Linked DNA regions of Homo sapiens: all the other regions are linked to region 1. A link is a loop called in an ENCODE intact Hi-C map of the cell type or tissue named here. Cell type or tissue: PC-9. All regions are shown on one strand. Region 1 overlaps LOC105373262 (a long non-coding RNA gene). Region 2 overlaps LINC02774 (long intergenic non-protein coding RNA 2774). Region 3 has its middle 53 kb from the start of ZBTB18. Region 4 overlaps LINC02774 (long intergenic non-protein coding RNA 2774). Region 5 overlaps SDCCAG8 (SHH signaling and ciliogenesis regulator SDCCAG8). Region 6 overlaps LOC105373262 (a long non-coding RNA gene). Region 7 overlaps AKT3 (AKT serine/threonine kinase 3).

Region 1 (4,000 bases):
CTCCCTGACTGCTATCTCTCTCCCTCACTGCTATCTCTCTCCCTCACTGCTATCTCTCTCTCTGTCTGCTATCTCTCCCTCACTGCTATCTCTCTCCCTCACTGCTATCTCTCTCTCTGACTGCTATCTCTCCCTCACTGCTATCTCTCCCTCACTGCTATCTCTCCCTGACTGCTATCTCTCCCCGACTGCTATCTCTCCCTGTCTGTTATCTCTGTCGGACTGCTATCTCTCTCCCTGACTGCTATGTCTCCCCGACTGCTATCTCTCCCCATCTGCTATCTATCTCTGACTATCTCTCCCTGTCTGCTATCTCTCCCTGTCTGCTATCTCTCTCTGTCTGCTCTCTCTCTCTCTGACTGCTATCTCTCTCCCTGACTGCTATCTCTCTCCCTGTCTGCTCTCTCTCCCTGACTGCTATCTCTCTCCCTGACTGCTATCTCTCCCTGACTGCTATCTCTCCCTGACTGCTATCTCTCTCCCCGTCTGCTCTCTCTCCCTGACTGCTATCTCTCTCCCAGTGTGGAAGAGAGGAAGAACCTCCTATTTTCAGACATGGCCTGTGGAGAAGAAAGCCCCAGGTTGCATCCACAGGGTGGTGTCTCTGGAAGATTCTGGGATAACCCTGTAAGAGTTTGGTGGAAGAGGCCGGGTGCAATGGCTCACGCCTGTAATCCCAGCACTTTGGGAGGCCAAGACAGGTGGATTGCTTGAGGTCAGGAGTTCGAGACCAGCCTGGCCAACATGATGAAACCCCATCTCTACCAAAAATACAAAAGTTAGCTGGGCATGGTGGTGTGCACTTATAATCCCAGCTACTCGGGAGGCTGAGGCAGGAGAATCACTTGAACCTGAGAGGCGGAGGTTGCAGTGATCTGGGAGCCCACCACTGCCCTCCAGCCTGAGTGACAGAGCAAGACTCAGTATTAAAAAAAATAAAAAGAGTTAGGTGGGAGGAATGAGTGCCTTCTCTGATTCAGGCGTTCTGGCATGTCACCTCTAGGGGATTGAAGGGGGACCCTCATTCTGTAGGACAGAGGGATAACCTTTCACCTCCATCCCCCAGATGTGCCCCAGGATCTCCTGTAGACACAGCCTACCTCCCCCTCCTATAATCCTCACCAGCGAGCACACTTGGGGTGCTGGTGACTCATCCTGGATCCTAAGGGAGGCTTCCTGAGGATGGGCCTAGTGAACCAAACTTGGAGACAGAAGGTGAGTATGGAGACAGCGGAGCCCAGCCCGGAGGGAAGATGGCCTGGACATGAGTCATCCGTCCTCATCATTCGCCCAAGGATTCGATGTTCCTTTGGCTGGCATCTATTTTCTCTTTGCAAAACTATTGATCCTGCTGCCAAATGTACCCTAAGCCTACCTTATGCATCAGTGAGATGAATGATAAATTCAGTAACCTGAGGACACAGTAACGAGAGGGCACAGAGGACAGTGACTTGGACTTTCATCAGTAGACTTAACACTGGTTGGGCCACGGCCCGAGCAGGACTGAAATTTAGCAGGAGATGAGGACAGTAACATTTGGGTTTGTTCACCAAGCCCCCAGCTTGGCACCAGAAATTTTTGGCTTTCTGCAAACAGCTGCACAGAAGCAGTGGCCAAACCCAGCTAGTGTGTGATGAGTCATCTTGCGTCAGCATCGTGCAGCACAGACATCCTATGAGGGCTCCTTTAGCTGCTGTGTCTGGTTTGGGCTTTTTCCAAAAGACGAGGGAGCCAAATACCTAAGCCCCCACACTAATGAGCACTTTGCGATTCCATGTAAGCAAAGTTATTTCACCTCCCAAGACGCATCTACACTCCTCATTATTCATTGGCTGGCCCCGTGAAGCAAGGCCGAAGAAACTGACTTGACTTAAATCAGAAAAATGAAAACGGAGAGGACTTGGCAGTATGTATCTTTAGGAAAGCATGAGACAGTGTAAAGTCCTTCTCTTTATTCTGAGGCCAGGGCTTTAGACTATAGTAAGGTTAGTCATTGAAACCGATTTCAAGTTTCTAAAGTTTTACCAAGTATGATGATAGAAACTACTTCTCTAGGGATTTTTAATATATTCATGTGCATATGATTTTAAAGTGGACAAGGCACTCTTCATATGCATGATCTTATGTAAACACTACAAAACTCCAAGAATCAAACATTTATTATGACCTCCATTTTACAGATGAGAAAACAGGTTCCTAAAAATGAAATTATTTGCTCAGGGATGATGTCACAAATCACTGACAGAGCTTAAACGCAGGAACCAACATTCTGACTCCAAATCCCATTGATGTTTTCCCCAAACGATACAAGAAATGTCTTAAATGAAAGTCCATGTGAATATTTTGAAGAACCCTTCCAACGTCTTACCTAGACTGTTTTGTGATGCTGAGAAATTGATCTACACGTGTGCATCCCTCACATGGCCACAAGATGGCAGGGTAGCCTCGATGATTGAGAAATTGGCTTCATTCCTTGCACCAGTAGAGGGCTGTAGTTCCATGTTTCAAAAAGTAAGACATGGAAAAAAAAAAAAAAAAAAAAGAAAAGAAAAGAAAAGAAAAACAAAACAAAACAAAACAAAACCCATCAGTGTCTACATTGATGAAATAGGATGGTGGGAGGTTTGTTTTTCTTTTTGCCTTTTCTTTTTTAAATTAGGCAGTGAGAGTTCAAACAAACAAGTCTCCATTTTCACCTCTGTGTTTGCTTTTGGAGGCACGAGGTCAGGACTTGGGCCAGCCGCCTAGCCTACATTATTCATCTGTCCAGTTCCAGCCCTGGAACAAATGTGAAGAAATGAAGTAGCTTCAGTGGAGGGAAAACAGTGTTGTTATTGTTGCTGGTGACAGTTCTATTTGCCAACAAACATAAAAACATACTTTGGAACCCAAATGGGCTTGTCAGAGGGAACTTTTGTTCCATGTTTGGGCTGGGATGCTTCCAGATAGAAATCAGGCTGGCATTTGAACTTCAGGAGGCAGGGAGAGAGCTGTGCACAGCAGCTACTGACCCGAAAGGCCAGGCCATCAGCTGCAGTTTTCATCTGGGTGTCGTTTGACCACAGCCCACGCGGCTCCGGGTTGCCAACTGGGGTCACTGCCCTGAATGGGTATTATGGGGGAGGAGAGCAGGGCAGGCAGGCCAGGAGGATGGGCTTGCCACAAAAGGGGATTAACAGGCTTTGGATTCTGAGTTTTTGGAAGGTGGTTCTCACTTTGGGGCTTTGGGATGGTGAAAGCGGTCGTGATTCTGGGGGATTTATTTGCTGTAAGGTCTCAATTATCCCAAGACTGTTGGCAGCACCTTGGAGATCCCTTTGCTACATGGATTAATTACTCCAGGGATAAAGCCATCCTCGCTGTGTCTGCTGGTGAGTGTTTAGGGTCCGCGAACTCATGTAAATGCCAGTCTAAGGAAGCATAATTCAGAAGGCCAATCTGCCCATCCCCTGCTACTGTTACATAATTCAAGGTGAAGGTCCCAACCACAGCTGTCCGGGGGCTGCCTCCTCCCTCGCAGATGGAAGAAGCTTGCTTGATGGACTGGACTTACACTAATACGCTATCTATTTGGAAAGAAGAGATGGCGATAAATTACTACCATGGTGAATATCATTAAAATGCCGCAGAACCAAAAGCACTGTGTGAATGTTAACTCCAGGCACCTCGCATAGCCACTCCACAAAGCTCCGGTATCACCCAACACTTTAAATTGAGCTCTAAAGCTGGAAAGGCATCTTAGAGATTAGCGGGTCCAGACGTTCGTGTCTAAGACAGCAAGCTCCCCCTAGGAGGAGTTCAAGAAATGTTTGGTGAATGAGTGAGCCTTTCATTTTACAAATCATGTAACAGCCCCTGGGAAGTGAAGCAATTGCCCCCATCGCACACCTCATTGGTGGCAGACCAGGCACTACGGCACAGCTGGCTAACTCTCAGGTTAGTCCTGTTTCAATTCCATTTTGCTGCCTAGCATTTAAAAAACTCATTTTTATTTTGTTGC
Region 2 (4,000 bases), 330 kb after region 1:
AAATTTTATTTTGAACTTTTAACATGTGAGTAAAACATGCTAATAGGACTGATGAAGACGTACAGAGACAGAACCCCGATAGGGTGGCAGTTGTGGGGATCACTGTGCAGACATGCAAGCGGAAGTAAAAAGAATTCTTTGAGCCCCCAAAGATTAGGAATTGGCAGTAATGCTTTTAGCACCTCCATATCCTATCAGTCATTTTAAACATCTAAGATTCCCATTGCAGAAACATGGCACATAGAGTCAGGAAACAAAGGTTATATAGATATTTGCAACCTGTAACTGTCCTAGGATCGATCACAAGAAATTCAGTAGGTGCCTCACATAACTAAGCACTGATCATTGATACTAAGACCAGATATGTGATCTAAATTAGCAAAGACACACTCCATGCTGCTTTGAAAATAATCACCATAGATGTTATGCTTTTTCTTGATCATCTCTTTCAGCAACACCAAATTGCTCTATCACCCTTCAATTCAGATCTCCACAGTAACAAGTTTTTAAAGCAATTTGCAGCATTTCACTTTCTGTGGGCCAAACCCTGCCTGGACAGTCCCTTTTATAATCATGACTTTCTCATGGAGCTAAACAGGTGAGGATCAGCCCCAGGATACTAGAATCTGGAACAAATGGATTTATAGCCACTCTAAAATTGCAGGTAGGCTCTGTCACTCCCACTAATATCTACAAGTCATTGCAAATGGAAAGGACAGCAGGACTGGCCAAATCTATCTTTGGCTTTCTAAAGTCAGTCTCACTGTGCACTGCTCTCTACCAGAGTAAGACTCAAGAATAAATGATTTTAGTGAATGAGTTTTTAAAAATAAATTAATGAATTAACAATTTAAAAAGAGTAAGTGAGCAGCCATTTTTTTCTGCCATTCATCTGAGCTCCTGTGAAATAGTTCCAAGCAAGATTCTGCCCAGTTAAGAGGAGGAAGAGACCTCAGAGGTTGTCTGGACAGGCCAGGTGTGGTGGTTGACACCGGTAATCCCAGCACTTTGGAAGGCCGAGGTGGGAGGATCACCTGAGGTCAGGAGTTCGAGACCAGCCTGGCCAACATAGTGAAACCCTGTCTCTACAAAAATATAAAAATTAGCTGGGCATGACGGCAGGTGCCTGCAATCCTGGCTCCTGGGGAGGCTGAGGTGGGAGAATTGTTCGAACCCGGGAGGTGGAGCTTGCAGTGATCTGAGATCCAGCCATTGCACGCCAGCCTGGGCGACAGAGCGAGACTCCGTCTCAAAAACAAAAACAAGAACAAAAACAAAACAAAACAAAACAAAAGAAACAGAAAAGACATTATCTGGACAGGGGCAGAAAATACTTAAGACTTGTGAACTAAGCCTCCCAAGTCAGTGCCCATCACATTGATTGGCCAAGCTGCACTAGGAGACTCTCCACAGGAGAGCATGTAGAGCACATGCTAAGGTTCTCTATCCTAGAGTAGACCCCTGCCAGCTGGAACTAGCATTTAAGTTTCTCAGCAATTAACAGTCACCCTTGCTTTCTTTCCAGGACGCTCTTTCCAAATGCCCTGACTGTGCTCTGCACAGATCACTGAGTCTGCTTTTTCCTCTGGGTGACAGATTCCTCCAGGCAGGGACCTTCTCATAGTAACCCCTTAATTCAGTATCTGATGCATACTAAATGCTCAGTAAATTTTTGCTCAATGAAAAAAGAAAAACACTATTTCCAGAAAAGACAGTATATGAGGCCTGCCTTTCCAATTTGAGTATAAATTCATTGTATTAGAGTTTAATCAAAGTAGTTAGTTCACAGATTACTAAGACAGTGAGATGTGATTTGTGTGCTTATGTTTTCATAGGGACAGCAGGAGGGGTGGAGTTAAAGTTTAGGGATCTATTTTGGAAAATTACAGGTTTGATGGCAAACTCTTAATTGCCAGCAGAATAGGACGAGGGGTTGGAGTTGGGGTGCATGAGCACTAGGGGGCACTGGGGCCCTGGAAGCAAGCATTTCTCCACTTTCATAAATGACTTAGGCTGTCTCTACTGTTGCTCTTCTCAGCAGGTCGGGCCCGTTTAAGGGTAGCCTAAGGTATACCTCTCATGTGCTAATTACCAACAACAATGGCAATCTCTTTTTAGAGGTGAAGCTAGTAGAAGTTCCTAAGTGGAGAAAGCATTCCTGCTACCATGCAGCGGAGGCGCGGAAGGCAGACTCGTCACCTGTCTGGCTTGCTTCCCTCTCGTCATCCTGTCCCTGCAGCAGGCAGCAGCTGTGTTCCAGTTTTGCCCTCATGGCCTCTGAGATACTTAACTCCAACCTATCTGGTTCTTTTTTCTCCCCACACTCTCCACCATCATAGCAGAGACTCAACGTGTGATCCAAGTTTAGTGCCTTTTTTCCATGCCAAGCAAAGTGAAGTCATTTGGCCTTGGATGAGGTGTCTGGTACACAGCTAGAGGTAGCATGGAGCAAATGAGGTTTAAGATTCAGGGACCCTCACTTGAGGATTCTTCTGAGGCTCTGGGAGGGTGCTCAGCAATGTTGCATTTCTTATCGTGTAAAGTTCTTCATACATGTGTAGACAGACATACATAGACACACGTTCTATAAACTTTGGCCCCCAGGCCAGGATCCATCCCTGGTCTCGCATAAAAGCTCTTCTTGGACTAACACACTGTGAGGCAGCCTGACCTGGCCTAGAAAATTCCATTCTCCAAATCCAATCCCTTAGGCTCTTCCCAGGCCCCACCATCAACAGCCCTCCGTGTCTCCCCATCTGTTTATCAGAGATTACAACTCCTCTCTGATCTTGCTGAGCTTTTCTTGACCGGAATCTGGGGTTGTGCCGATAAGAGCTTCGTGTCTGCCTTGGCTTGCCTCTTCGTTTTTTCTAAGACTTCCTTTGTCTAGTTTTTTGTTTTTTTGCCATGGAGAATCTGCATTTCTCTCCTGTTTTTAAAGGCACATGTCATGATACAAAATACAATTCCATTTGGTAGTAAAAATCACAGAACTACTGAAAGGTTTGTTTTGTTTTGTTTTGTTTTGTTTGAAGCAAGGTTTCATTCTGTCACCCAGGCTGGAGTGCAGTGGTGCAACCCTAGCTCACTGCAGCCTTGACCTTTTGGACTCAAGCAATCCTCCTGCCTCAGCCTCCTGAGTAGCTAGGACTACAGAGGCACACCACCATGCCTGGCTAGATTTGTGCGTGTGTGTATTTTTTTGTAGAGGTAGGATCTCACTATGTTGCCCAGGTTGGTCTCGAGCTCCTGGCCTCAAGCAATCCTCCCACCTTGGCCTCCCAAAGTGCTGGGATTACAGGCGCCAGCCAGGGGGCCAGACCTGAAAGTCTTAATGTAAAACTAGGCAGCAGGATTCAAGGTCAGCCTGGTTGAGACAGATTCCTGAGCATTTGTACCTCCCTTTGAAATGATAATTTGGATTAAACTTCAGATTACTAGTTACCGTCAGTTACTCGATGAGTCCATCTTCATCTGGGCATCTCTCCTTCCACTGGGTGGTATTAGGGAAGCAGCTCTTATGACATCATCTCAGAGAAGGCTTCTCTAAGTTCATCAAAGGAGCAAGCTCTTTCCTACCCCAAGGCATTTGAACTCACTTTTCCCTCAGCCCAAAGTACTCTTATTCCACACTCATGAGTGGGCTGGTTCCTTCTCATCCATCACAACACACTATTAAACATCACTCTGGCTGGGTGCGGTGGCTTACCTCTGTAATGTCAGCATTTTGGGAGGCCGAGGCAGGCAGATCACGAGGTCAGGAGTTCGAGACCAGCCTGGCCAACATGGTGAAACCCCATCTCTACTAAAAATACAAAAATTAGCAGGGCGTGGTGGTGCACACCTGTAATCCCAGTTACTCTGGAGGCTGAGGCAGGAGAATCGCTTGAACCCAGGAGGCGGAGGTTGCAGTGAGCCGAGATCGCACTGCTGCACTCCAGCCTGGGCGACAGAGTGAAACTCTGTCTAAAAATAAATAAATAAATAAATAAACGTCACT
Region 3 (4,000 bases), 170 kb after region 1:
AGCTTCTTGGCAGCAGGCTATGCAGCTTGCAAGATGGACTGAGAATGCCACAGGTGGGCTGATTAGCGGGTGGCATTTCTGAATTCTAACAAGCTGTTAGCATTATGTCTGTTTGCTTTAGGTACAGATGTGAAATGATTTGACAGTAGATTTCAAAAGTGTATGAGTACATTTTTGTATGTCAAACTATGGAAATACGGGGTTTTAAAAATTTCACACATTGATGGTATGTATTGTATTTATTAATTTCAGAAAGTATATGCCACTGACATGGCATAAAAATGAAAAAGCAGTCTCCGCAATGTATCAAATGAACAGATTGAATAAACATCCCACTCCCAGTTAATCAGAAAGTCTTATCTTGTGCTTCAGAAAAAGTCAGAGGTTGGAATAGCTCAGCCAGAAAATAAGAGTCTTTGGAGAGTTTATTTTAATTGGTTTTATAGTATGATGGTGATTAAAAAAAAAAGACAGAAAGAGAAAAAAAGCAAAAAGGAAAAACAACCACCACTCACAACAAATGGCGAGTGGAATACTTGCCGGTCACGTTAAGTGACATCTGCCCTAGTCTAAAATTTCAAAGGTGATTTCAGGATGGATAAAGGAAAGTCTGCCTAACATACAAAAAGGAAATTTAAAATAGATCTTAGAAATTTAAATTTCGATATATGCCAAAGCTGCACTGCAGACGTGAAAACTGAGAGACACCCAGAAGTTAGAGAGCGAACTGGCTGGCATGTAAAGGTCATTCCAGGTAACTCAGGGGAAGAAGGCCTTTCTTTCTTTCTGAGGATGGCTCAGCCATGAAGCAGGAGGGATTCAAAGGGGTATATTCATGCTTAGGCTTACAGGGACTATTCTGCTTTGAGTCTATGGAAGAAGATTTGGATGGCTCCACGATACTCCAAGGCGTTCTGTTCCCCAGCCCTTGGGGAATCCATCATCACAAAATCCATCCCAGCCTCTACCTGTGGCAGAGCCTTACAGTAGCTGTAGATGGGAGGATGCCTCGGTCCTTCTTTGGGAGGATCTGAGAAGTCCCTCGATCACATCGTAACGGGTCAGAAGGAAGACATGAGGATAGGAGACACCAAAGTTAACCCCACCGCATACCCAGGAAGCTCTGGATGGGTAGCAGGGAGTGTCCTGCATACCCAGGAAGCTCTGGGTGGGCAGCAGGGATCCCCCAAAGGAAGACAGGCAACATGGGTCGGAATTATGTTGCCATCAGGCACAAGAGCTGGGGGCTTCCGGATGGAAGTGGCGGGCAGCGCATCTGCCGTCAGGTGTAAGGAGTCATCACAGCCAGTACCAGGCAACACGAAAGAGGCTCAGATTTTTGTCTCCATCATTACCGTGGACTGTAAGAGGGCGAAATGATCTTAAAGTATAGCTAATACAGCACTCTGAATTTACAGATGAAAACCACGGCTTAGAGAGGGAACGTGTCAAATCACTTTACAAGCAGGGCTGCGTTTGCTCATGGCAGCAGTGCTGTGAGGTGAACGGAGAAAGCATGCTTCCCAGGTGAGTAAATAGACTTGGGGTGAGCCGTTTGCTCACAGTCACACAGCTGGGCTTCTGAAGTCTGAGGCCACTGCTGCAAAGTGGTCACTAAAGTATCTTTTTAATCATCACATTCATCTGACAAAGATGTCCTGGGCATTGACTTTGTGTTGGGCACTGTTCTAGGTACCAAGAATGAGCAGGGAATAACATGGACAAAATTCCTGCCCATGGGGGTTCTGCCTGCTGGTGGGAGAGATCAACAATAAATAAAATGAGTGCCTTTGGCATAATAGTTAAGAAAGTGAAAGGGTTAGGGAGAAAAATGAAGCAGCCGTGGGTGACTCAGAGCGTGGAGGGTTGGGATGACTGTGGTCAGAGAAGACCTCCCTGGAGGGAGAGAAGCAGTGAGCCACTTGGAGATTGATCAGGGACTGGCATTCCAGCCAGAGGGAACCAGTGCAAAGTCCTGAGGCAGGAGCAGCTTTGCAAGATCAAGGCACAGTGAGTCAGTGTGACTGGGACAGCTGAAGCTGGGGGACAGTCGCCGGGCAGCAGTCACAAGGCAGCCTGTGCAAGGTGACGAGTGGGGTGTGGGGCCTTGAGGCCATTGTAGAGACAGAAAGCATTTCCAAAGGTCATCAAGGGGCTCTTGTTAGTGTAAAAATACTATATATATATATATATTTGGTTTTTAATATATGTATTTGGTTTTTAAAAGACAGGGTCTCACTATGTTGCCCAGGCTGGAGCACAGTGCCTATTCACAGTTGCAGCCCCACTGGAGATCAGCACAAGAGTTTTGACCTGCTGCATTTCCCATCTGGGCTGGTTCACCCCTCCTTAGGCAGCCTGTGGTCCCTGCTCCAGTGAGGTCACCATAATGATGCTGAACTTAGGGCAGACTCCCCATGGGCCAACCGCACTTACAGCCCAGAGCTCCTGGCCTCAGGTGATGCTTCTGCCTCAGCCTTCCTGAGTAGCTGGGACTACAGGTGGGGGTCCCTAAATGTCTTATATTCTTTATCCTTTTTTTTGAGGTGGAGTCTCACTCTGTTGCCCAGGCTGGAGTGCAGTGGTGCGATCTCGGCTCACTGCAATCTCCGCCTGCCTGGTTCAAGCGATTCTCCTCCCTCAGTCTCCCACGTAGCTGGAATTACAGGCGTGCACCACCACACCCAGCTAACTTTTGTATTTTTAGTAGAGACAGGGTTTCGCTATGTTGGCCAGGCTGGTCTCGAACTCCTGACTTCAAATGATCCGCCCACCTCAGCCTCCGAAAGTGCTGGGATGACAGGCATGAGCCACCGCGCCCGGCCCTAAATATGCCTTATGTTCTTATGCAGCAGAGCAGTCTACATTCCACGACACAGACTTCCGGGTCAGCTTTTGGAGCCCAACTCATTTAAAAACTGGAGCCTTCCTTTCAATATAAAACAGTCCAGAAATCTCACTGTCCCATCTTGGGGGTCAAGCACTGTCAAGCACTTTACAAACACAATTGGAACATTCTCTTGTTCAAAATGGCCCTTATAACTTTTGTCCTGGTTTTCCTCAGTGTATCATGGTCTCCTCCTCTTGCCATATAAAACTGTCTTTCTTAGACATTTCCAACCATTTCAACAAGCAACAATTAAAAATAATCGTCATCTTAGCTCCTAGATCTTAGAGACTATATTTTCCTATCTTTTTTTTTTAAATTAGTTTTTCTCGTAATAGGCCTTTGGCTAAAAAGATATTCCACAACCTCAAGTATGATAGTTATAAGAAAAGAGGTATAATATGGAACCCATAGGGAAACCCTTCCTGACTCACCTCAACCTGAGGATCTGTGTCGTCACCCCTTAGCCTCAGTGGCTGGTGTATTGCAGGGGCTTCACCAAAATCTGTTGACTGTTAAAAGGCACTTCCATCAGAAAAAGAAAGTGGCCACGTAGCATAGGAAAACTAACTTGAATTTTACCTTCTCAATACTATTGGAATATGGGTTATTTCCTCCTCCATCACACAACCTACTTCCAGAAATAGCACGTGCAGGAGGAAGGTAACTCCACCCTCGGAGGGCTGGCAGCTAACTCCTGGGTCAGCATCTTGGGATGGGGTTTATACACAGACCATCCATCCCCTGGGTGTTATTCCTGGGTGTGGGGCTTTGATGTATCCCACCGTCCAGGGGTGCCTAGGGAGAAGTCAGCGTCCACAAACACGGCCTGACCTCTTGCGTTTGTGCAGCTGCTGCGGGTTGTTTCGGCCTCCCCGCTGCAGGCCAGCTGCCTCACGCTGCCATCGCGTGCCTGCCATCACTCACCCTCGTGGTCAGTCCCCAGGACCCAGCCGGCTTTTCTGAGGACTTGAAGCTTCCTCCTCCCCAACCCCGACCTCACCACACACACTACCTTTAAAAAGCTCAAGTCATAAAATAGATACCAGTCGACATTTATTTTCAGCACAAGGCAAAAAAAAAAAAAAAAGCTCTCCTTTAAAAACCAACACC
Region 4 (4,000 bases), 350 kb after region 1:
CCTGGAAAGGGAGTGAGTCTTCTGCAACATAGTTGAAGGCAAATGCTTCCCTAGAACTCTAGAACTGGCATACGAAGATCTAAGCCCATACAACAGAGTGGAAGAAATGGCTTCCGCAAGGCACACCATGGCATGGGCTCAAGAGTACTTCAGACTTGTGGATATAGCTGTATGCACACAGCAGGAAACCTTTTAATGGATTTATTGGTAAAGTTATTGCCTGTTGCCTATTACATGAGTATCTGTGGCCTATGAAGGGCAAGCCAGGCTGGGTGTGGTAGCTCATGCCTATAATCCCAGCACTTTGGGAGGCGGGCAGATCACCTGAGGTCAGGAGTTTGAGACGAGCCTGGCCAACATGGTGAAACCCCGTCTCTACTAAAAGTACAAAACTTAGCCAGCCATGGTGGTGCACCCCTGTAATCCCAGCTATTCGGGCGGCTGAGGCAGGAGAATCACTGGAACTCAGGAGATGGAAGTTGCAGTGAGCCAAGATCATGCCACTGCACTCCAACCTGGGTGACAGAGCAAGAATTCATCACAAAAAAGAAAAGATGCAAGCCAGAACTCTTTTTTTTTTTTTTTTTTTTTTGAGGCAGAGTTTTGCTCTTGTTGCCCAGGCTAGAGTGCAATGGCACGATCTCGTCTCACTGCAACCTCTGCCTACCAGGTTTAAGTGATTCTCCTGCCTCAACCTCCCGAGTAGCTGGGATTACAGGTGTGTGCCACCATGCCTGGCTAATTTTGTATTTTTAGTAGAGACAGGGTTTCACCATGTTGGTCAGGCTGGTCTCAAACTCCTGACCTCAGGTGATCCGCCCACCTTGGCCTCCCAAAGTGCTGGGATTACAAGTGTGAGCCACCGCACCTGGTCACAAGCCAGAACTCTTATGAAGACCTGAGAGTCAGGAAAAATTTGCATCTTTTTAAAAAGCGGCATGCTTTTTTCTGTATGAAAATTTGAATTCTGAAGTTGAGAATATGTTCCTTAATTTTACAATTTACCATATTTCCCATTTTCCTCTGGTAACCAAGAAACTGAGATCCAAATTTGTCAGTCCATTTTAGCAGAAGTGTAAGATTTTATGATTTTTGGATTGTGGTCCTCCAATCCTATCCATATTTTCCATAGCCTGATTCAATATTTTGTCCGGTACTATATAATATATATAGTAGATACTGTACCCAGACCATCACGGAATGTGGTAAAAATATATATATATATAAAATAAAATAAATGTTTCTAGGACCATCTAAGTGGGACCCTGGGGTTAACAAACATCTAAGAAGAGCTGGCTGGCGCTGGGAGCCTGGCTCTTCCACTTACCCATGAAGGCATTGACTTTATAGGAATTCAATGAGAATTAATGATGCAGCTGCTTCAGAGAACTGTAAGCTACTTTAGAAGCAGAGAACTTCTCAGTAAAGCCCCAAAACCAAAGAAGTTCATATTCTTCTGAATCCTAGTGATGGTCCAGCTCTTGATGAAAGCGGCCTTGCCTCAACCCCTGCCATGCTCTGCTCCTTCCCACCCACCTCAGCCCCGTGGCTCCTGTTGCTTTGTTTTCACAAGGTGGTTTGTTTTTCATATAACTTACAAAATTGTCCCTTGGACTTCTGAATTAAGAATGTCTAGGTGGCGAAGCAAAATCCAAATGATAAGACGCAATAGTACGTATTATTATCATTATTTGGTATATGAAAGAGTCTGCTTGTGTTTCATAATGGAAGACTGGCAAGTAAGGTACTGCTGTCTGAATATTTCCCATTAAGGTGGCAGGAGATGAGACAGCACCAGGGTCAGTGCCACCTGAAGCTAAATTATCACTTAATATACATAGTGAGCAGCTGATGTCCAGAAGTGAGCATCAAGCTCCTTGCTAACATGATGAGCAATGGCCATCTGTCCCCACAAAGCCAGGCAGCGTGACCTTCAGTCCCAGGCATTGCTAGCATCATTCTTTCCCATGATGAAGGACGAGAGAAAGAGCTGCTCTGGTAATTCTCTGTTATTAGCAACAAGAAAAACCAAAGTTCTTGTCCCTGTTTTTATTACATATTTTCTCCTAAAAAAAGAAATAGAGGGAGAATCAAATGGGAACCTGGACAGCAAGTTAAAGCTTAGAGCTGTGTGATTCTATTTCCTTAGAAGGACGACATATGCATACACTTAATATGCAGTCAAAGAGCAAAGCAGTGCACATGCATTATACTGGAAATTCCTTCATGTTTTATTAATTTAAACTACATGAAAATATCTAGCTGGAACAAAAGCCACAGCTCGAAACCTCAGGCCACTGAACCTCTATTGATGAATGGCGAGAGTCACTCTAATCTCTGACTACTGTTGTTGGCATAGAGAAAGTAAACAACAATAGAAGGAGGTGAGAACAAATCACTACAAAGATATAACCTTGCCAGTGAGGGGTTTGTAATCTGGATTGACTCATTAAATTCTTATGTGAGTTGAATGCATTCCCCCATTTGTGTCCTGCATTCTTTTCTGTGTCTGTCATACAAGGGATCGCTAGCATCATCAGAACAAAAAGCGAGGGAAAAGTAAGTGGCTGCTTCTCGGTGGGAATCCAGCATTTGACAGAGAGCAAGATAACCATGTCCAAGATCAACAACACCAGACATTAAAAAATGTTTCTCTAAGCCTGAGCGGTTCTCACAATATCAAGCAAATATGTATGCAGTGTGTTATTTTTGTAAAGAATTCTATTTTTCCATAACCTTTTACTTAGCTCTCAGGATTTTTTTAAGTTTTTTTTTTTTTTTAAAGAAAAATGTAAGTCATTTCCTAAGAACTTGGCTTAATAGACCATTTAAAGAAATAGGAAACATATAATATAGGGGTTGCTTGGTGCATCCGCTTAGCATGTGTTAGATCAGGAGAAAAAAACAATTAGCCATGGCTTAACGGTAAGGATTATTCACTGTTGCCCTCACGAGAGTCTGGAGGGGTGGGTGGGTGCAGGGTAGTTCAGCAGCTCAAGGGTCCCCTCACCGGCCAGACTGTTCCTGTGCCTCTGTTCCACCATGCTCTGTGGATTGGTTTTTCATTCTAATATTTGTCAGCTCAGAGTCCAAAGTTAGCTAACAAAGCTTCCGGTATCGTATTCTCTCACGGGCATCCCCAGCAAGCGAGAACTGGGCAGAGGCAAAAACATTTTGCCCTTGCTGGGCTCCCTTTGGATTCAGGAAGGGAAGCCCTCTGTAGACTTCTCTTTGCATCTTATTGGCTGCACTGGGTCTCATGGCCATACCCAGATCAATCACTTAACACAACGAAAATAAGTTCAGGCCCATCATGATTCACTCCTGGAATAAAATCTTTGCCCAATACCTGCTGGAGGTGGGGGGTGGCGGGGGAAATTATGGGCAAATGGCTATTGCATAGGCACAGAACCCTATCCCGACGTCTATCTCAGTAGGCCAGGTCACCTCCTCCTCATTCTCCAAAACGCTTCCATCCCATGGCGCTTCCTTGAAACTTCTCAAGAATGGCTCATGTAAAGTAGCTGCACACCAGGTGGGATATTATATTTCAAATCTGTTTCCTTTATGTTTCCATATATTTTCCTATTATTTTTCATTCTTCTGTTGGTCTATGTATGTAATTTTGCTTCTGGCAGCATCTGTCTCTTACTCTTTTGTTTGTTTCTGAGCCTTCTCTCCTATCACCTCTCATGTTTGATAATCTTTTACTTGTACATCTACTCATCCTATACTTCTATTTCACTAAAAGTACAGAAATGTAGGTAAGTCTGCTTATGGCTCCTATATTCAGGATTATATTGTTAAAGCTGTGACTTTGGCCTCTGGGATCAGAGCTGCCAAGAGCAAGACAAGTTCCCTGGCCAAGCGCTCTCGAGGGCAACAGAGACTGGGGCCAGAGGCCAGAGCTGAGCACTCACTATGGGGGCTTGCGACTAGGCTGGGAAGCCCAAGAGGGTCCCTTACTCATTTATTGCCCATGAGCAACCGATACACTTAG
Region 5 (4,000 bases), 950 kb after region 1:
TGATTTTAACGTATATGTCCGGTCACAGTGAAGAAAACAGAAAAGCGTAGTAACACTTGGAATCAGAAAAATGATTTATTCTTTCTAAAGATAACTCTCTCACACTGGACCGCACATACTAAAAGATTTGGGTCTAGTAAACAATTATTTATACACTATCTCCATTAAAGCTCTCTCTTAATTCTAGAGTTTCTTCTCCTAGTTTCAGAATCCCTGTCGATTGAGTACCCCTATAACCATTCAGTAAAGACATAATAACTGACTTCTCAAAGGCTAGGTCAGTAAACAATCAACTATCATCAAATGATTATAATTTTAATTTCTACAAAATTATAAATTATAATTTTAATTTCTACAAAATTATAAATTATAATTTTAATTTCTACAAAATTATAATTATAATTTTAATTTCTACAAAATTATAAATTATAATTTTAACTTCTATAAAATTATAAATTTCTATAAAATTATAAATTATAATTTTAATTTCTATAAAATTATAATTATAATTTTAATTTCTATAAAATTATAATTATAATTTTAATTTCTATAAAATTATAAATTATAATTTTAATTTCTATAAAATTATAAATTATAATTTTATAGTAACTGAATGCTATAAACAGGCAATTACCATTAAATGATAGATCTTTATAGGTGACAAAGTTAATTTGGGGCCTGCGGCTGTTATTTCTCTCAGTAGTTCCCAAGTCCTGGCTTCTCTCCCTTTCCCTGAACACGGCCCTTTCCTTGGTGGAAATGGCTGTAGGTCTTGAGAAGTTGGGGAATTATACATTCCCCCCACCCAGCAGACTCATTCCTGAAGGTACCTTTTCTTTTCTGGGAAATTTCTTTAGCTGTGGTCATTCTGTGTTGACATATTAACACTTTTTTTCAAACACAGTTTATTGGACTTGATATTCCCAGTCCTGGTTTTATTAAGCCAAAGGGTAGGCACTACTATCTTAGGCAGTCAAAATATTTTCGAAAACAAAATTTATATCTAGTCAACTAAAATTTTAAAACAGGAAACCTATTGTAGATCATATAAAAGTCCTTCCCAACTGCTAGGGTTAGTTTTCAAGAAATCTTTGTGACAGAATAATTCATAACTAAGGAATTAAGATCTTATGAAAAATATACAGCTCACACCTTTGAACATAAACTTTAAAGCTTACAAACATTTTTATTTTTATGAATAAAGCCCACAAAATTAAAAAGATTAACACATTTCAAACATCTAACTTATGAATAATGCAAACTATTGATTTTAATTTATAAACCCTTGCTAACCAGAAATTTATCAGTCTATCCCTATGTACCATTTTTCAAGATATTTACACTTCTTTTGGGACAGATAATGTGCAAATCAAGAAGCGTTATTTTCTATCCTTGTGACTATAACCAAATAGTCAATGCTTTTCTGATTTTATTTTTAATCCAGGTTTCTAATTCCTGCCTTTCTGACTCCCTGTAATCCAAGAAACAGAATAATTTGGATATTTGAAAAGGGAGAAAAAGTCTTTGTAAATATTTGTTCAACCTACCAGGCTGCTGTTTTAAAAACTAATCTTCAGAATATCACATGTAACCCATAAATATGTACAATTATTATGTATACATAATAATTAACTTTTTTAAAAAGTTCACACCACTTACCCACAAAGATATATGGCAGGATAGGTCTTAGCAAATTGGAAATACATACTTTGTTCAAGTTGTTATGAGTAAAAAAGAAAATTTTTTTTTTCCTTAGAGGGTTATATCATTACAGATATGCTTATGGTAACTTCATGCCACAGCCTGTGCCTTCAGGCCTTTACACATACCTCTCAACAATTTCCCTTCCAACACAAGCAGGCAGGCCTAAGGCCTGGTTAACCTTTTCATCTGCTTCGTGTAGCTTTTTATCAAGGTGTGACTGCACAAGCCTCTACTTTTTCTCTCCATTTAGTCCCAGGTGAATTCTTTTCCTCTTTTAAAATTATCACCAATTGAAATAACTTCCATTTTCAAACAAAAATATTTATTGAGCACCTACTAGGTGCCAGATACTTTGCTAAGTGGTATACATGGATTATTTAACCCTCTCAATACATTTTAATTGGTTCTTATCACTCAATTGAAGAAACTGGTACTTTGAGACATTCAGTAACTTGCCCAAATCAGAGACCTAGAAAGTGGTGAGAGTAGGGAGTTTATCCAAGGTAGTTCCACACAAGAATGTTTGCATGGCATTATATACTTCTCAAGTTATATATTTATTTTCTTATAAAATCCTCAGGCATTTTCACTGCCACAAAGAATGTAAATATATAATTCCTTCTATTTAGCATGTGATACCCAAATGCCACACTAGATGGCAACAAACGTCAAGGAACTAAACCAAGTAACCATTTCATCACTCAGTAATATAAGTAGTTGGGTTTTAAATTAAAATATGTATACCACCTGGCTTTTTAATGCACTTAGAAAGCAAAAATTCTAGTGTGTTTCAACATACCTTCTAGATAAAAAGTACTAGACTTGCAATACATTTTGTCCTTGCATTCATTATTACTAATTTACTGAAAATGCTATAGATTCCTAATGAACAATAGTGTTGCTTGCTCTCAGTTATTAAATTTTTTAAAAAATTAATTACAAATTTCACATTAATAATAATTGACTTCCACTGAACAAACATTTATTGTTAATTAAGACGTAAATGGTCATGTGTGAAATACAATGATAGATGTCACAGACCTGATTTCAAGGTCTTCTGGTGGAGAAAACTGTGTAAACAACTACCAAAATTATACACCACATCAACAGGAATACAGAGGAAAAAGAAGTTAATTCAAACAAGAAGGGGCTGGGGAAAACTTCAGGAAGACTGCCACTTGAGTTGAGCCTCATAGATTGAACAGATACTTCATAGATTATTACAAGGCAGAAAAATACAGCATGTGCAAATCAATGAAAATGGCCAACTGCAGGTCATGTTCTGGAAACAGTGAAGGTGACATGAAAGAGTAGAGTGAAAGAGAAGACTAGCAAAGTTAGAATGGGGCCAGATTTGTCTTTTATTCTACTGCAAGAGGGGAGCTACCTAAACAGGGAGATTTATAACTCAGGAACTATAAATGTTATGAGAGCACTGTGAAAAGTATGCTGGAATTAGATGAAATTTGAGGGAAACCAATTAGAAAGCTATTGTAATTGTCTGCATACTTGGTATAAGAATACGTGAAGTATACCACTGGACACGGTGGCTCACACCTGTAATCCCAGCACTTTGCGGGGCTAAGGAGGGAGAATCAGCTGAGCTCAGGAGTGCAAGGCTGTAGTGAGATATGACCGCACCACTGAGCCTGGGTGACAGAGTGAGGCCCTGTCTCTGAAAAAAAAAAAAAAAAAAAAAGCATGTGAAGATGTGAAGCCTTGAACCAGGGCAGTGGTATAAGAATGAAAAGGTAGGCATAGTTAAATAGAAATTTGACTCTGAAGAGAGAGAGAAAGACCTTGGGAACTGATGGAATGTCAAGAGCAAGCATAGGGAAGAACCGAGATGTTTTAAAGAATGCAAGCCAGGACTGCGGTGAAGATGGTGATGCCTTTGTTTGAAGACGATCATAGAGAAAATGGTAGAAAGAAAAGGAGTGGTAGATGGGAAGGCGGAGCCAATGAACGGTTTGGTTGTGTAGAGTTTCAGACGCCAGCAGTGTATCATCCATAAAAAAAGATCTAGTAGCAGCAAAACACGTAGGGCTGGGGCTCAGGAGAGCAGTTAAAGCTAAAGGCATAATGTGGGTGTATTCACTGGTAATATTTGGCCACGTGAGGAGAAATGAATCCCAGGAAGTCAAGGCAACATGGGAGGAGGGCTGGGAACTAACTCTGAGGAACGTCCACACTTAAGACTTGTGGAAACCAAGAAACAAGTTAAAAGAGACTTAAGAGTAGACAAGAATGGTACAATGTGGACCCATGAGAGTAACATATCAGCTAAATCAAGGGA
Region 6 (4,000 bases), 50 kb before region 1:
GACGTGCTGTGCTGGAATCCCTGAGCCTGCTCTGGCCTGGGAGGCTGCCTGATTTGTGAGTCCTTCATTGCTTCATTAAATTCTTTTACATTTAATCCGGTTGAAGTTTTCCTTTAATGAACTGATTTTTTAAAAAGTACCTAAGGTTAGCTTTAAAAAAAAAAATCTGTCCTTAAAAATTGGGTTGGCCAGGCGCAGAAGTGCAGTGGCTCATGCTTGTAATCCCAGCACTTTGGGAGGCTGAGGTGGAAGGATCGCTTGAGTCCAGAAGTTCAAGACCAGCTTGGTCAACACAGTGACACCTGGTCTCTTAAAAATAAAAGAGAGAGAGAGAGAGAAATAATTGGGTTGTGACTTATACTCTATACAATGTATATAACAAGACATACAATATATCTAGTTAGATAGAGAGCCATAGTTCCAATGAGCTAATAATACACATGGATTGTGGTAAGCTATGAGTGGCATATATAGAGACCAATAGGAAATGAGTTAATTCTGATTGCAGATATCTAAGCAGGCGAACAAGGCATTTGACATATGGATCAATTTTCCACTGGCAGCAATGAGGGAGGTTTTTGCAATGAACGGTTATAGACATGGAGGTGGGAAAAGTTAAGCCATGTACAAGTGTATTCATTGGCTAGGGCTGTTGTAACAAAGTACCAGAGACTGGGAAGCTTAGACAACAGGTATTTCTTTCATTTTTGGATGCTAGGAATCTAAGATCAAGGTGTCAGCAGGAGGATTCGTCCCTTCTGAGGGCTGCAAGGGACAATCTGTTCCATGCCTCTCTCCCAGCTCTGGTGGTTTGGTGGCAATCTCTGGCGTTACTTGGCTTGTGGGAGCATCAACCCTCCAGCTCTGGCGGTTTGGTGGCAATCTCTGGCGTTCCTGGGCTTGTGGGAGCATCACCCCAATCTCCGCCCTCATCTTCACCTGATGTTCTCCCTGTGTTTCTTGACGGTGTCTTCTCCATGTGTGTGTGTGTCTTTGTGTCCAAATTTTCCCTATTTATAAGGACCAAAGTCATATTGGGTTAGGTGTCCATCCTACTGACCTCATCTCAACTAATTATGTCTGCAACAACCTGGCTTTCAAATAAGGTCACATTTTGGAGTACTGGGAGTTAGAACTTTAACATGTACGTTATTTTTAAGGCCAGGGTGAGAAGGACATGATTTAACCTTTAACAACCAGTATGGGCCAGGTGCTGTGGCTCACGCCTATAATTCCAGCACTTTGGGAGGCCGAGGCAGGTGGATCACCTGAGGTCAGGAGTTTGAGACCAGCCTGGCCAACATGGTGAAACTCCGTCTCTACTAAAAATATAAAAATTAGCTGGGCTTGGTGGTGTGTGCCTGTATGTAGCCCCAGCTACTCGGGAGGCTGAGGGAGGAGAATCGCTTGAACCCAGGAGGTGGAGGTTGCAGTGAGCCAAGATTGCACTATTGCACTCCAGCCTGGGCGACAGAGCAAGACTCTGTCTCAAAAAACGACAACAACAACGACAACAACAACCAGTATGTAAGGCATATAGTGTGGCTGACATGTAGGGCCTGTAGTTTGGAGGGTACGGGAAAGTGAGACCAGAAAGAGACCGTGGCAAGCTTTTTAGTAAAATACTAATAATGGCAAACACTGGTTGACCAGTTGTTTTATCCCAGGTACTGTTCTCAGCACCTCATGGATTTGATTATTTAATCCTCATCATTTTATAGATGTGGGAATGGGGGCACAAGGAGCATACTTGGCTCAACTTTGAAACTTTCTTGAAATTCCTCCAAAAGGGATGTACTTTTTAAAAAAATAAAAGAAAGAAAGTAAACAAGGAAATGATGAAGAAAAGTCACACTTTCTGTTGGAAGAAGGCTGCTTTAATCAGGTTTGTGGAAGCCAAATCAATGTGACTCCGCCTTCACCAGCCTGAATTGTTTTTTTCTCTCCTAAAAGTCGACTGGTCAGGAAGCTCTGAGTCAGGACTGAGTCATAGTTGTGGTATGTTCTCCAACTAGAAAACAAACTTTGTTTTTAAAACCACTAAAGAAATGTTTGAATAAATAAATGTGCTTCTGTAGCCATCATCTCTGATTCATGAGTTTTTTGAATGGTTCACTACCAATGTTCCTCTGATTGCCGCAGAGTTTGGACAGTGGATATTCTCCACACTTAAAGGTGGTCTTGTCCAGTCTTTCCACCGTCCGTCTTGCTACTGCTTTTTAAATGCCTTCTCAAAAGCTAATCAAAAATTTATGAATAATTCCAAGCTGGGCAAACCGGTTCAACTGGCCTAAGTGCAAGAGGAAAAAGGAAAAGAATTCAAGTGAGAAATTATGCTGGTGTGGATTATTAAGAGCTATGGTTTTGTACAAATACTGCTTCCAGTCTTAGTGGGTCTCTCCTAAAAACCCCAGAGTCCAACCAAACCTAGGAACAGAGAAAATCTAGAGAAGGTAGAGAGAGAGTTGAAAGTCATTTCTTTTAAGGTGTTTTACTTTATGTTTCTATTTTCCCACACAAGGAACATTACCCAGATTTGTGAATGATAATAACACGTTTATTTCTATTTGTTATTTTTCCCTTAAAACAACATATATATTATCTTACAGTTTCAATCGGTCAGGAATCCAGGCATATCTTAGCAGGATCCTCTGCTCAGGGTGTCACAAAGCTGTAGTCAATGTGTTGGCCAGGTGGCAGTTCTCATCTGGAGGATCAACTGGGGATGAATCTGCTTCATTCAGCTTGTTAATAGAATTCATTTCCTTGCAGCTGTAGAACATACAGTGCTGTGCTTCTTCAAGGCCAGCAGGAGGGTTGACCCCAGGGAAATCTTCAGCCCTCTTCTTTTTTTTTTTGAGACAGAGTCTCACTCTTGTTGCCCAGGCTTGAGTGCAATAGTGCAATCTTGGCTCACTGTAACCTCTGCCTCCCAGGTTCAAGCAATTCTCCTGCCTCAGCCTCCCAAGTAGCTGGGATTACAGGCGTGTGCCACCATGCCTGGTTAATTTTTGTATTTTTAGTAGAGACAGGGTTTCACCATGTTGGCCAGGCTGGACTCGAACTCCTGACCTCTGGTGATCCCCCTGCCTCAGCCTCCCAAAGTGCTGGGACTACAGGCTTGAGCCACCGTGCCCAGTTCTCCTCTTCCAAAGGACTTCCAATGATTAAGTCAGGCCTGCTCAGGATATTCTTTTGGTTAATTTAAAGTCACCTGGAACCTTATCCACAGTGAAGAATGAATGACTTGCAAGGTTTACCTATTACTTTCTTCACTAGCTTTATTTGCATCTGGGCCTTATGCCAAAGGGATGAAATGCAAAGGGCAGAATTGCATTCATCAGTGATTCTGATGGAACATCTGCAAAAGTCCTTCATCCTTGCTATATAACCTGAGGATAATACTAGGGGACAGAGATCATGGGGACCATTTTAGAATTCTTCATGCCGTAATCACTTTCTGGTAATATCCTATTTATGGTTGTACTTGGAAGGTGCTACAGTTATCACCCTATTTTCTGAATAAGGAATAATGACGCTTTTAAATAGAAAGATTGAGGCCGGGCACGGTGGCTAATGCCTGTAATCCCAGCACTTTGGGAGGCCTAAGCGGGCAGATCACTTGATGTCAGGAGTTCAAGACCAGCCTGGCCAACATGGCAAAACCCCATCTCTACTAAAAATACTAGCCAGATGTGGTGGTGGATACCTGTAATCCCAGCTACTCAGGAGGCTGAGGCAGGAGTGTCACTTGAACCCAGAAGGCGGAGGTTGCAGTGAGCTGAGATGGCGCTGCTGCACTCCAGCCTGAGAAACAGAGCGAGACTCCATCTCAAAAAAATTAAAATAAATAAATAAATAATAAATAAAAAGGTTGAATATCCTCTCCTAAATGTAGACTGGGCCATCAGAAAATACACTTTCCATAATCATGGAGTCATAGAAGAGCATGTTAGACACAAATTTTTTTCTAATTTTTTAAATTTTTTTGAGACAGAGT
Region 7 (4,000 bases), 560 kb after region 1:
TCAGTAAACCTAAAAGTATGATTAATTCCCATACAGATGTAGGTGGTGGTTCTTTACATTTTTCTTTTCAAATTGTTTTCATCCGGCATTCCACGCTAGTAAATATTACTGAATAATTTTGGATGATGAGTCAAGGGTTGTTGTACCTGGGAGAGCCACCTAATTTAGTATTTAAGAGTCTTTCATAGGACGGGGTATAGTGACTAAGAACTTCTATTTTGGTTTAAAAGAATAAATTGGTTACACTAGAAAAATAACGCTCACTTTTGAATGGAGTGCTAGTAGCTTCATATAAGGATATTTTAATGTTTAATGGCACATGGTGATGGATGCCAGTATTTCTAGACAGATAGTTAAGTGTTACAGTCTAAATTTATAAACAAATAATTTTTGTTGTTTTTTATAAAAAACAACTTACAGTACCAAAGAAGTGGAAATATCCATAGCCTATGAAATATATCACAAATGAGGATGAAACTGTAAGGACATTTTCACAAATAAATGAAACCGTACTTGGTATATTTTCAGGATAATTCAGAAAACTTCAGAAACTTCTAGCTTTAATGTATATTTGAATTGTGCCTCATCAAAATACTGCATGAATAGCAATTTTTAAAAATATTGGCCAGTATGTTGAAAACAGAGTATTTCACTGTCTGACATATTGTTTAAGGCATCTTGCTAAATGTTTTGGCTTAAATTTTTTAATGTGTTTTAGTTCAAAAAAATCTGATTAAAGATGTGGGTAAACGTGGTAGCACTTTTTAGAACAGAAGATGATTAAGATACAAAGGCAGGAAAAGCATAAATCGTGAAGTTTGTCTATTTTTTTGGCCAAGCAAGTCACTTATTTGCTTGAGACTGGAACACAGCATCAAAGTTCATAATTTTATACTTCTAAGGAAGAACGCATAGAACAGCAGTTGTTGTTTCCTGGCATCTTTTTGAAGAGATATTTAAACGTAAGTATATATATTTATTATAGAAAAGAATTTTATAAAATGACCTTCATTCCCTTCCCTGAATTTGTAGTATGTTCAACTGTTAAGCTAGTTCCTTTTACCTTTTGATTTAGTAAAGAAGGATTTTAAATAGAATTTAAATTTTTATGATCTTAAAATATCCATGATATTATATACTTTAAAAAGAATAAGACTGTTTAGTAGTTCAAATTTTAAAAATCTAATTTATTCAAAGTTATGCTAAATAATGGCATAGTTCCTGAGTGGAGAACTACTATACTTTGAATTATAGAAGCAAGGACTTTTTTGAAAAAGTAAATACAAAACCTAAATAAAACACATTTTTACTAAATGGCAATCAGTGTCATCCACGTGAGATCTTGCTGTGTCAAAGTAAATTTGCTGTTTACCTGCTTGTAATAATTTTTATCTTCCTTCAATAGAAGCTCTTTTTTTTTTTCTTTTAATGCTAGGTTTTGTTTTTTTTTTTCTATATGGGAGAAGTGGTGGGACCTGGAAAGTTGGATAGTTACTAATTAACTTGTATGTAAAACTCTGACATAAAGATTAGCACTTTTTATATTCTTAAAGTAAAGGTCTATCATACCACTGGATTATATAGGGTAAGTTACTCAGTGTTTTGTATATAAAAAAAAAACTTTGATAAGTGAATGCTAGAAAACTTTTCCTTTCTGTGAAATAGCAAAAGGAATAAAACACCCAGTGTACATTGATTGACTTAGATTCTAGAATGGATAATCCTTATGCTATGTAAAGATTCTTAGTGTAAGAATCAGTTATGAAAACTCAGTGAGTGCTTCAACTCCACATTGCCAATTTGTCATTTGCATTATATTTCATTAATAAATGAGTGATTTGTAACAAACGAGTGTATTGGTATTGGCTGCTTTTAAGAAGACACTTTGGAACTGAATTGTTATCCTCCTCAAATTACTTTGTCTTTACTGAAAGATTGTATATTTAGATGTCCTGCAGTTTTTAAAAACAAATTATTCTACAGAGAGCAAAACAGGAACTTAGATTATTTATGCAATGTAAAATTCTTATATACTTTTTTATTTTATTGTATTTTGGATGACTTCAGTGATACTGATGATTCCATGCATTTTCCTTCCTGATGCCTTGGTTTTAAGAAAATCTTTCCTTTCAAAGTCACTGGAAACATTTGAAAACAGCATTATTATGCTTACTGAGGTACAGATAATGATGAGGAAAGAAATATGTACGTATAATGAGCAAATATGCCCATTTCATTTTAAGAAATTTGTTTTTATTAGTATGATAGGTAAAGATTGTTTTCTGAAATTTCTATGTGTTAGGTAATACTGCCCTCAGAGGGCCAAGGTAAGTAAATTCATTTTTAACATTGAGAAGCAGCTTTTCTATTTATATTATCTATAAGCTTTCTTTGGGGAGTACTCAAAATTATTTATTTGAGTAATTGAATAGTGTTTGATTTGTGGTTGCATTTCTTTGATTTGTTGTGTTCTTTTAAAATGTTTGTGCCCTTCAATTCGACGATATCATTTAAACATGTTCAGTTCTAGTCTAAGAAAATGTTAACATGACTGGCCATAAATTGTCAAATTAGATGGGTTCATAGAGAGTATAAGAAAATTACCTGGAAAAGTTAAGATGATTTTACTTGGCGGGTGCGTTTTAGTTTTTGTGTCTTTGATAGCAGATATTCTAGTATTCAAAATTATTTGAAGCCACACTTTTTAATATAGAGCAGTATTCATTAAAATGGAAGCATAGATTCCCTTCAGTTTTAAAAACTTAAGCATAATCACATCTTTCAAATATAATATGAATCAAGAGTAATTTACTTTGCTGTATATGCAGTGGCTATGTATAAATATACTAGAAGTTGAAATACACTTATTCCTGTGCACTTATAAAAGCATACGTTTTTAAAGTAGAGGTAAAGACCTGATATTGATGTGTGACTTAACACTTCTTTGAATTCAGAATATTGGGGATTAGATGATGATTAATTTTTGTAATAAGAAAGGAAGAGTGGGGAAGGCCTGATGTCAAAATAATGAGGTGTTCAGCATCATGCTGTATATCCATGTAACAAACCTGCACATGTACCTTCTGAATCTAAAATTAAAAAAACCCAGAATAATGAGTTGTGTCCTTTTTTCTTTTTGTATGGAGTAACTTTCTTATAATTTGAAAGAAACATTGCAATGTTTAGTAGTAAATTCAGTGGAAGGCTTTTGATTTTTTTGCCCTATAGTTAGTTGTTATTGAATTAAGAAAGATGATTTCTGTGACAGTTGGTATTGTCAGTCTTTCACTAGAGATTTCAATGAGTTAAACATAAGCGACACTCAGTTCATTATTCTTAGTAATGAGGGATGAAGACAGGACATAAGCAAAGTGAATAACAAAAATAGAAATTTTATCCACAAAAAATCAATACCTCCTTTGCTCAGCTAATGTGCAATAGTGATAGTCTAGACAAATTAAAGAAATTCCATTTTATTTTAAACACTCTAGTTACTTTTGTGTAGTCTAACATATTGTACATATTAGGTACTCACTAAATCTCCTTTGATTGGTTTCCTTAGCCTTACTCTGAGATGTTTTATTCAGTTAACAAATGCTTACATAATGCTTGCAGTGAGCTAGATGTTGTTCTACATGCTTTACAAACTTTAATTTATTTCTCCATTATTATTGTCCCCATTTTCCAGAAGAGGAAGCTGAGACCCAGAGAGATTAAACAGCATTCACTGTCTCTCACACAGCTAGTGAGTGACAGAACTGGCATTTGAACCCAGGCAGTCCAGCTTGAGAGTGTGCGCTCCCAACCACTCTTTGAATCTTAACTCTGTCCTTTACTAGCTTGTCCCAGTGTCTCAGAGCCTCAGCATGGCTCTCTGTGAAAAGTGAGAATACTGCAGCACCAGTCTCAGTGTTGCTGTGAAGAGGGCTCTGTAAGTGAAGCCTGAGCACAGTGCCTGGCTGAGGACATTCATGTTTCCTTTTCTTCCTTGCTCTTACCT

What was found. Peaks named below come from ENCODE experiments on the same cell type or tissue, not always from the same donor. Only the 100,000 strongest peaks of a DNase experiment are listed, where the experiment ranks them.
Region 2: a loop joins it to region 1, with 6 times the contacts of the local background. A loop is called at or near these places in 18 of 110 quality-filtered maps.
Region 3: it touches region 1 in a loop (14-fold over the local background); 2 of 110 quality-filtered maps call a loop at or near these places.
Region 4: it touches region 1 in a loop (11-fold over the local background); 12 of 110 quality-filtered maps call a loop at or near these places.
Region 5: a loop joins it to region 1, with 4 times the contacts of the local background. A loop is called at or near these places in 5 of 110 quality-filtered maps.
Region 6: a loop joins it to region 1, with 6 times the contacts of the local background. A loop is called at or near these places in 2 of 110 quality-filtered maps.
Region 7: a loop joins it to region 1, with 12 times the contacts of the local background. A loop is called at or near these places in 51 of 110 quality-filtered maps.

Annotation. Positions count from the first base shown.
Region 1 is chr1:244,271,645-244,275,644 of GRCh38, reverse strand. The region is part of intron 1 of LOC105373262 (a long non-coding RNA gene); the gene reads left to right. Among named protein-coding and RNA genes, the nearest start is that of SPMIP3, 79 kb to the left of the region's middle. RefSeq lists a silencer at 2,357-2,583. In PC-9, CTCF peaks have their summits at 2,244 and 2,443 (motif pointing right); a DNase peak (open chromatin) is centred at 2,594; H3K27ac peaks cover 1,739 bases.
Region 2 is chr1:243,945,214-243,949,213 of GRCh38, reverse strand. The region is part of intron 1 of LINC02774 (long intergenic non-protein coding RNA 2774); the gene reads right to left. Among named protein-coding and RNA genes, the nearest start is that of LINC02774, 30 kb to the right of the region's middle. In PC-9, CTCF peaks have their summits at 1,759 and 1,959 (motif pointing right); no DNase peak of the experiment used is centred here.
Region 3 is chr1:244,102,434-244,106,433 of GRCh38, reverse strand. It overlaps the pseudogene RN7SL148P. Among named protein-coding and RNA genes, the nearest start is that of ZBTB18, 53 kb to the right of the region's middle. In PC-9, no CTCF peak of the experiment used is centred here; DNase peaks (open chromatin) are centred at 1,523 and 1,933; H3K4me3 peaks cover 825 bases; H3K27ac peaks cover 1,022 bases.
Region 4 is chr1:243,925,528-243,929,527 of GRCh38, reverse strand. The region is part of intron 1 of LINC02774 (long intergenic non-protein coding RNA 2774); the gene reads right to left. Among named protein-coding and RNA genes, the nearest start is that of LINC02774, 10 kb to the right of the region's middle. In PC-9, no CTCF peak of the experiment used is centred here; a DNase peak (open chromatin) is centred at 2,427; H3K4me3 peaks cover 646 bases; H3K27ac peaks cover 3,279 bases.
Region 5 is chr1:243,323,863-243,327,862 of GRCh38, reverse strand. All of the region lies in intron 9 of SDCCAG8 (SHH signaling and ciliogenesis regulator SDCCAG8), which reads right to left. Among named protein-coding and RNA genes, the nearest start is that of MIR4677, 20 kb to the left of the region's middle. In PC-9, CTCF peaks have their summits at 2,162 and 2,366 (motif pointing right); a DNase peak (open chromatin) is centred at 2,392.
Region 6 is chr1:244,321,150-244,325,149 of GRCh38, reverse strand. LOC105373262 (a long non-coding RNA gene) reads left to right here. Exons shown (of 3, transcript XR_949343.3): 1 at 1-55. Among named protein-coding and RNA genes, the nearest start is that of SPMIP3, 29 kb to the left of the region's middle. RefSeq lists an enhancer at 817-1,775. In PC-9, no CTCF peak of the experiment used is centred here; DNase peaks (open chromatin) are centred at 1,959 and 2,259; H3K4me3 peaks cover 1,598 bases; H3K27ac peaks cover 2,969 bases.
Region 7 is chr1:243,706,713-243,710,712 of GRCh38, reverse strand. The region is part of intron 2 of AKT3 (AKT serine/threonine kinase 3); the gene reads left to right. Among named protein-coding and RNA genes, the nearest start is that of AKT3-IT1, 86 kb to the left of the region's middle. In PC-9, CTCF peaks have their summits at 2,116 and 2,315; no DNase peak of the experiment used is centred here; H3K27ac peaks cover 367 bases.